2 separate regions of the Homo sapiens genome follow, and region 1 is linked to region 2. Evidence: read pairs that join two places in POLR2A ChIA-PET (ENCODE). Cell type or tissue: MCF 10A. All regions are shown on one strand. Links, peaks and the distances in the headings refer to the core of each region. The heading gives the core; the rest is flanking DNA.

Region 1 (4,385 bases), core at 386-4,385, 75 kb after region 2:
TGTACAGAATTTGCCTAAGTGATAAACTGGGGGAGAGAAGGGGGAGTAAGGCGTTGCAGGCTAATTACAACAGAAAAAGCCACATCCCACAGGGACACTTGAATGGAGTGTAATGGATGATTAGAAATGAAAAGGATGGATGAAGAGACACCAGCAAACCGTGTGACCACAATAATAACAATAATCTACGCAGAGTAACACAAATACTGGAGCTCATTTAACTACAACTCTTAAAAAAATTAAAAACTTACCAGCAGCTTGGAAAGCTACAAAAACAGATTAAAAGAACAAGAGTTCAGTACACTGATGTGGACACACATATCAGCTATTAAATAGAAACTCATTTTGTCATACTTCCCCCAGGAAGCTCAGCATTTGGGAACAGTAATAGAAGGGGGATTCTATAGACTTTTATTACAGCAGAAATAGTTTTAATGGAGACAAATGAGGAAGGCAACTTTTAAATGGCTCTGAAACTTGACTAGGGCTTTCCCACTGGCTGGGCTTACTGAAATATTTCTCACTGACTTCCCATGGGTGCAAGGAGATTGTTTTATAAATGCTTTATTTAACAAAATCTACTCAATAACATAAGGCTACATCAAGACCAACACCCAGTCACTTCAGCTTACCTGGATGTTGGTGGGATCCTTGTACGACTCATCACTCGCTGTTTGCAATTTTTCACTGATCCAAGCCTCAATCTCATCCACATCCCGGCTGAACTGTTGGAGGGTTTGAGATTCTCCTAGCTTTGACCTTTTCTCAATCATCTGGGCTTTCAGACGTCGCCACCTGAAAGAGTGAAACCATGAGATCCAACATGAGCATATCTTACCGTGGAGAAGGAAGTGGGGAGACAGAACAGGCCTGGGCCTTCGTATGAGGGGATGCATCCTCTCAGGGCTGGTGACTATGTCAGTGCCACAGGACACCCACCTGTCCAAGACCTCATTGCGCCGGCTAGAAATGTCTCCCTTGGCATAATGGCCGGCAGCGATGAGCTGGTCGGCAAAGGCCTGCAGAGCAGCAATCTTCTCTTCCTGTCAGAAAACAAAGGCATGAGATCAAGGTGGGCCTGTGGCTGGGCCCTGCCTGGACTGCCAGTCTTGAGAAAAGGATAGTTATTTTGGGTGACTGAGAACTAGCTGGTGGCAGGATCAGAATACACTGACACTTTAGAAGCAAGAGTGTAAAATGCCAAAAGAAAGCTTGATTTCATTCATTACTAGAGTAGAGTTTAACTCAAGAAGTCTCCAGGTCACTCAGGTGGGGCAGGTGTTAGAATATCAGAACAGAACAAAATTAAGCCTGATAATAGGAAAATGCTGTCAGATTTACAGCAAAGTGACGTATAAATCAAACAGTTTTACATCTTCCTTGTTGTTTGTTCATTATTCCCTTACCTACCCACACATTTGTTTTCCATCCCTTTGATAATATTTTTTTTTCCTGTGGCACCCCCATTATTAAAATCTCAGAAATACCAGAATCTATAAAGTTTTAAAGATTATTTATGTACATATTTTTCTTAGACAACGCAGGTATTCCTTGGAGATATAACAGTGACTATATAAGCCAAGAAACAGATGTCAATCAGGAAAAATCCAGACTCCAACTCCATGGTCCAGAGGCCTCACCTGGACGTTAATCGCTTTGTCAAAGTCTTCATGTTTTTTGATCAGAGCCTCTACGCTGTCCAGTGAGTCTCCTTTGTCTTCGGTATTCAAGAAGGCCTCCCGGGCAGCCATCCAGTTCTCAGCTTGCTCACAGTCCCGATGGAACAGCTAAAGAGGGCAAGAGGCAGGTGAGAAAATGAGGCCCTTCAGCAAGGAAACACTTGGTCAGAAACCAGGAGCACACACACCTGCAGTTCAAGGCACTGATCCAGCATCATCCTGCGCTGAACCCAGGCCTTCTCCAGGTCTGCACGCTCCTGGTCAAGAATATCAAGTTTCTGCTTGATCTCAGGGCTGGCATAGTGTCCGTGAGCCAACAGCTGCTGTCCAAACTGCTCAAATGCCTGGAAAGTGCCAGCCCTGGCATCGATTTCTGTCCGGTGTTCCTGCCAAAAGGAGGGAAGGGATTAGGTAACTGGCAGCAGATGCCCACTCTGACGTCAACCACCGACTCACCACAAAGGGTGGGAATGAGGCCTCTAGGGCCCTGCAGAGCAGCCACGTCTTTGCTACTCAGCAGGCAGGTCCACCCACCTGGTGTCGCTCCAGCAATGCCTCAGCTCCGGTGACATCCTTGGCTAGCTCATCTGAGGACACCAACCCCCGTATTCCATTGATCCAAGACATGAGGTCCCTGGAAACCAGCACCCCAGAAAAATAGCTATTATATTACCTGGTAAGGAGATCTTCTGCCCAGGAAAACAGAGAATGACATAATTCTTGCCTCAGAAAGTTATCTTGGGTTAATCTGATCTACTGAATGAGGCTAGGTCTTTGGGCAAAGTGTTAAAAAACTTCTTGTTATTTTTTTAAAAGTCCGAATTTCTCAGAGGAAAAGTCAGTAGGCTTATAATTAAGATCTTTTCACCCTCCAGAATAACAAGTTCTAGCTACAATTAAGTCTTTGATAGCTTCAAATGAAAAAGCTTTTGTTGGCCAGGCGTGGTGGCTCATGCCTGTAATCCCAGCACTTTGGGAGGCTGAGGCAGGAGGATCGCTTGAGCTCAGGAATTCAAGATCAGTTTGGGCAATGTGGTGCAACCCTGTCTCTAAAAAAAAAAGAAAAAAAAGAAAAAGCCTTTCTTTAGGATTAACCCTTGAAGCCCTAGGCCTGGGCATACATTTGATCCAGTTTCTCACAGCTGTACAACCACAAGGGCACAAAACTGAGTGTGTAAGGTCAGATATGGTATGATTCCTTTTATATGACATGTCCAGAAGAGGCAAATCCATAGACATAGAAAGCAGATAAAGGATTCCTAGTGGGTGGGGAAGAGAGAAGAGGGGGTGATTAGTTAAGGAATGTTATTCTAGGGCAATGAAAATGTTCCAAAACTAGAGAGGGGTGGCTGCACAACACCGTGAATACATTAAATGTCATTGGATTGCACATTTTAAAGTAGTTAATTGTATGTTACGTGGCTTTTACCTCAATAAAAAGAAGAAAAAGACAACCAGGCGCAGTGGCTCACGCCTGTAATCCCAGCACTTTGGGAGGCCGAGGTGGGTGGATCACCTGAGGTCAGGAGTTCGAGACCAGCCTGACCAACATGGAGAAACCCCGCCTCTACTAAAAAAAATACAAAATTAGCCGGGCTTGGTGGTGCATGCCTGTGATCCCAGCTACTTGGGAGGCTGAGGCAGGAGAATCGCTTGAACCCAGGAGGCGGAGGTTGCGGTGAGCTGAGATCGCACCACTGCACTCCAGCCTGGGCACAAAAGCGAAACGCTTCCCCCCCCAAAAAAAAAATATATATATATATATGTCTAGGGAAAAATATAATGTCATATGGCAAGGAGATGAGAGGGAGTATGCCCATACTTGGATAGGAAAGTAGAGACTTGTTTTTTTTTTTTTTTTTTGAGGCAGAGTCTTGCTCCATCGCCCAGGCTAGAGTACGGTGGTGCGATCTCGGCTCACTGCAACCTCCGCCTCCAGGTTCAAATGATTCTCCTGCCTCAGCCTCCCGAGTAGCTGGAATTACAGGTGTGTGCCAGTGTGCCACCACGCCCGGCTGGTTTGTATTTTTAGTAGAGATGGGGTTTCACCATATTGGCCAGGCTGGTCCTGAATTCCTGACCTCGTGATCCACCTGCTTTGACTTCCCAAAGTGCTGGGATTACAGGCGTGAGCCACCGTGCCCGGCTGCAGAGACTTATTTTTAACAATATGGCATTCAGTAGTTTGACTATTTTACATTGATTATGTACTACTTTTTTCTGTTTTTAATTTTTTTTTTTTTTTGAGATGGAGTTTCACTCTTGTTGCCCGGGCTGGAGTGCAGTGGCACGATCTTGGCTCACTGCAACCTCCGCCTCCCAGGTTCAAGCGATTCTCCTGCCTCAGCCTCCTGAGTAGCTGGGATTACAGATGCCTGCCACCACACCTGGCTAATTTTTGTACTTTTGGTAGAGACGGCATTTCGCCATGTTGGCCAGGCTGGTCTTGAACTCTTGACCTCAGGTGATCTGCCCGCCTTGGCCTACCAAAGTGCTGGGGTTATAGACGTGAGCCACTGTGCCTGGCCGTTTTTGATTTTTAAATTAAAATTTTATAATAGAAATAGGGTTTCGCCATGTAGCCCAGGCTGGTCTCCGGCTCCTGAGTTCAAGCAATTCGCTTGCCTTGGCCCCCCAAAGTGCTTGGATTATAGGTGTGAGCCATTGTACCCTGCTGAGCATGTACTATTTTCACAATAAAAATGA
Region 2 (4,354 bases), core at 1-4,000:
CCACAACCCTCCCCTATGAGCCAGACCTAGTCACCAGAACAGTCAACTCTCTATCCAGCTCCAGCTACGTCTCCCAAAATGCAGCCCTCACCTCTAAGTTTAATGGGGGGAAGGGCAGGCATGAAACTGCTGGTTACAATGTAATGACAAGAGGGTGAGGCAGCATGACTCTGGGACTCCTAACTCCCAAGTGTTGGGGCTCACAGATTGCCCACAGGAAGTGACTTTCCAGCAGAGAGCTGGAGGTGGTGCACAGGTAAGGAGAGGAAAGGGCAAGTGGGTGTCTAGGCCCCGAGATCAGAGGGTAGAGTCCCAAGAGGTCAAGGTGAAGGGTACCACCTTGAGGGAGGCCTCCAGGTGGGGAGTCTCAGAAGTGTGAACCAGGAGAGGTCGGCGGGGACCGGGTTGGCGGGCCAGAGAAGTTTCTGAGCACCTGGAGGACGCGGGGAGGCAAGGGAGGGGTTTAAGCCGGGGAGTGGGCCACGTGATTGGCTATGCTCAGGCTGAAGGGGAGGAGGAGGAAGCTGGAAGCCAAGATGAGGAGGTGGCAGAGATTCAGGCCAGAGTTGTGGGCCGCCGTCGGCAGCAAGAACAGAGAGAGAGGTGGACAGATCTGAGAGATACTGAGGTAGAACCACCAGGAATCGGGGATTTGGCTGGATGTGGAGGGGTGAAGGAGGGGCCTCAGGCTGGCTGGCAGTGCCCCTTGCCAAGAAAGGGAGCCCCAGAGGAGGAAGTTTGGGGGCTGGGGAGACAAGCTCAGGGGTCAGTGTTGAGTTGGGGGCAGGGATGAGCTCCCGTGCACTCCCGTTCTCCCAGTCTAGTCCCTTCTGGTTCTTCACGCAAACTTAATCCACCATCCCAGGTTTAAAACCCTTTGGGGGTGCTTAGGGGTCACATCTCAAGAGGGATTGGGGGGTAAAAATCAGAGAGTCAATCCTTGCAAATCCCTTAAATCTCCAATAAAACTTAGCGCAGAAACGTACCTCCCTTCTTCGGCAAGCCTGCAGAGGCCGATGTCTCCTCCGGTCCCAGAGCAGGAGGTGGTCTTGGTTTCTTCTTTTGAGGCGGGAGTGGAGACTGGCGTTTAGGGGCCATGCTGTTAGGGAAGTCCCAGAACCAGACCACGAGTCTCCTCGCCCGTCCGGAAGCAGGCTGAACACTGAGACTGCCCCAGGTGCCAGCGGCTTAAATCTGCACTGGAGCCGCCCTGCCTGGAAGGGATATTTACATGACAGTGGGACACACACCCCGGCCCCCTCCCCCAGCCTCATCCCACCCACCCTCCAATCAGGAGAAATTTCTTTTAGTTGCTCTCTGCCTCGCTCTGCAGGGGCACTCTTGGCTTTGGGGGAGGGGGCAAGTTCTTCCTTGAGGAGAGGATCCCTGTGCTTTCTAGACCTCCTGGTTTCACGTGAAACCCCCGCAGCCTATCCCCCAGTTCGTTCCCAAACCCCCAGGTAGACAGGCCTGCCCCTACTGAGAACTTATCCTCTTTTTTTTTTCCTTTGGCCTCCAAAAGATTTAAACACGTGCTGTTGCCTCACCTAAGCTTGGAACATTCCTCAGTAAACCACACCCCCACTGCCCGGTTTCGCTAACTCCTTCCTGACCTCCCTTGTCTCTGCTTGAAGGGATAGATTAATGTTGAAAAAAAGATTTCCCAATCAAGAATTACAAAGGAATTAGATGCCTGCTTTAAAAAAAAAAAAAAGAAGAAAGAAAGAATTACAGAGAAAGAGGGAAAAGCAGGAAACTTTGGAGACTTGGAGTATTTATTCATTCTTCACTTGTTTCAGAAAGGGATACAAGTTAAGAGAAGAGGGTTTATTTTAGCTGGGCGTGGTGGTGGGCACCTGTAATCCCAGCTACTTGGGAGGCTGAGGCAGGAGAATCGCTTGAACCTGGGAGGTGGAGGTTGCAGTGAGCCGAGATCGTGCCACTGCACTCCAGCCTAGGCGACAGAGCGGGACCCTGTCTCAAAAAAAGACTTTTTTTTTTTTTTAAGACAAGGTCCCAGCCGGGCGCAGTGACTCAAGCCTGTAATCCCAGCACTTTGGGAGGCTGAGGCAGGCGGATCACGAGGTCAGGAAATCGAGACCATCCTGGCTAACATGGTGAAACCCCGTCTCTACTAAAAATACAAAAAAATCAGCCGAGCGTGGAGGTGGGCACCTGTAGTCCCAGCTACTCACGAGGCTGAGGCAGGAGAATGGTGTGAACCCGGGAGGCGGAGCTTGCAGTGAGCTGAGATCGCAACACTGCACTCCAGCCTGGGCGACAGAGCGAGACTCCGTCTCAAAAAAAAAAAAAAAAAAAAAGACAAGGTCCCATCCTGTCTCTGAGGCTCAAGTACATTAGTGATCATGGCTCACGGCAGCCTCAACTTCCCAGGCTCAGGTGATCCTCCCACCTCAGCCTCCTGAGTAGCTGGGACTACAGACGTCACCACCATGCCTGGCTAATTTTTTGTATTTTTAGTAGGCACAGGGTTTGGCCATGTTGCCCAGGCTGGTCTCCAACTCCTGGTCCCAAGCCAACTGCCCACCTCAGCCTCCCAAAGTGCTAGTATTACAGGCATAAGCCACCACACCAGACCAGAAGAATTTTTACTATTTATTTATTTATAGAAAGAGTCTCACTCTGGGCCAGGTGCGGTGGCTCATGCCTGTAATCGCAGCACTTTGGGAGGCTGATGCGGGTGGATCACGAGGTCAGGAGATCGAGATCGTCCTGGCTAACACGGTGAAGCCCCACCTCTACTAAAAATACAAAAAATTAGCCGGGCGTGGTTGCAGGCACCTGTAGTCCCAGCTACTCGGGAGGCTGAGGCAGGAGAATGGCCAGAACCCAGGAGGCGGAGATCGCAGTGAGTGGAGATTGCGCCAGCCTGAGCGACAGAGCGAGACTGTCAAAAAAAAAAAAAAAAGTCTCACTCTGTCATCCAGGCTGGAGTGCTGTGGCATAATCTTTGGCTCACTGCAACCTCCACCTCCCAGTTTCAAGCAATTCTCCTGTCTCAGCCTCCTGAGTAGCTGGGGTTACAGGCACCGCCACTAGGCGTGACTAATTTTTGTATTTTAAGTAGAGATGGGTTTTCACCACGTTGGCCAGGCTGGTCTTGAACTCCTGACCTTAAGTGATCCTCCTGCTTCAGCCTCCAAAGTGCTGGGATTACAGGTGTGAGCCACCGCACCCAACCTAGAAGAATTTTTAGAAAGCCGCTTGTCTGGGGGTCACAAAGGCCACTGTTATTGGGGGTCTGTTAGGGCATAAAAATGAGTAAGGCAAAAAACAAAAGCACAACAGCTAATAGAAGGTAGATTGGTACAACTAAGGTGGAAAACTGCATGCCAAGACTACCCAAGCTGAATGTGTTCATGCTTTGTGACCGAGCAATGGTACTCCTCCCTACATCTCCAACAGATATGCATAACGTGCACCAATGTTCACAGCAGCAAGATTCATAATAGACAAGAATGTTCACAGCAGCAAGATTCATAATAGACAAACTGGAAACAATGCAAATGTCTGTCCAAGGTAGAATGAATACATTGTGAGATATTCAAGGAAAGGAAAGTTACAAAGCAATGAAAATAAATGGGCCAGACGAGGTGGCTCACACCTGTAATCCCAGCACTTTGGGAGGCCAAGGCAGGTGGATCACCTGAGGTCAGGAGTTTAAGACCAGCCTGGCCAACATGGTGAAACCCTGTCTCTACTAAAAATACAAAAATTAACCTGGAGTGGTGGCACGCACCTGTAGTCCCAGCTACTCGGGAGGCTGAGGCAGGAGAATCACTTGAACCCGGGAGGCTGAGGTTGCAGTGAGCCGAGACTGCGCCACTGCACTCCAGCCTGGGTGACAGAGTGAGACTCCGTCTCTAAAAAAGAAAAGAAATGAATGACTGGTACTCGGAATGATGTGAATGCAGCCTACAAATATAATGTTGAGTGAAAGACAAAGACACAAAATAGTATACACCATGTGATTTCTTTTGTATAAAGTACAAAAACAAGCTAGGTGTGGCGGCTCACGCCTGTAATCCCAGCACTTTGGGAGGCCAAGGTGGGCAAATCACTTGAGGTCAGGAGTTTGAGACCAACCCAGCCAACATGATGAAACCCAGTCTGTACTAAAAAATACAAAAATTAGCTGGGCGTGGTGGCACACGCCTGTAATCCCAGCTACTCAGGAGGCTGAGGCAGGAGAATTACTTGAACCCAGAAGGTGGAGGTTGCAGTGAACCGAGATCACGCCACCGCACTCCAGACTGGGCGACGGAGTGAGACCCTGTCTCAAAAATAATAATAATAGGCTGGGCACGGTGGCTCACACCTGTAATCCCAGCAC

What was found. Peaks named below come from ENCODE experiments on the same cell type or tissue, not always from the same donor. Only the 100,000 strongest peaks of a DNase experiment are listed, where the experiment ranks them.
Region 1: POLR2A ChIA-PET joins it to region 2 with 7 read pairs; 7 of 35 experiments call an interaction of 5 or more read pairs at or near these places.

The regions. Positions count from the first base shown.
Region 1 is chr9:128,605,532-128,609,916 of GRCh38, reverse strand. It overlaps SPTAN1 (spectrin alpha, non-erythrocytic 1), which reads right to left. Exons shown (of 57, transcript NM_001130438.3): 32 at 2,214-2,313; 33 at 1,868-2,065; 34 at 1,641-1,787; 35 at 940-1,043; 36 at 633-795; 37 at 252-266. Among named protein-coding and RNA genes, the nearest start is that of DYNC2I2, 49 kb to the left of the region's middle. In MCF 10A, for the core only: no CTCF peak of the experiment used is centred there; a DNase peak (open chromatin) is centred at 1,936.
Region 2 is chr9:128,680,640-128,684,993 of GRCh38, reverse strand. It overlaps a transcript of DYNC2I2 not described here and a transcript of SET not described here. Among named protein-coding and RNA genes, the nearest start is that of SET, 6.4 kb to the left of the region's middle. RefSeq lists enhancers at 261-350, 764-1,401, 1,402-2,038. In MCF 10A, for the core only: no CTCF peak of the experiment used is centred there; DNase peaks (open chromatin) are centred at 503, 1,193 and 1,583.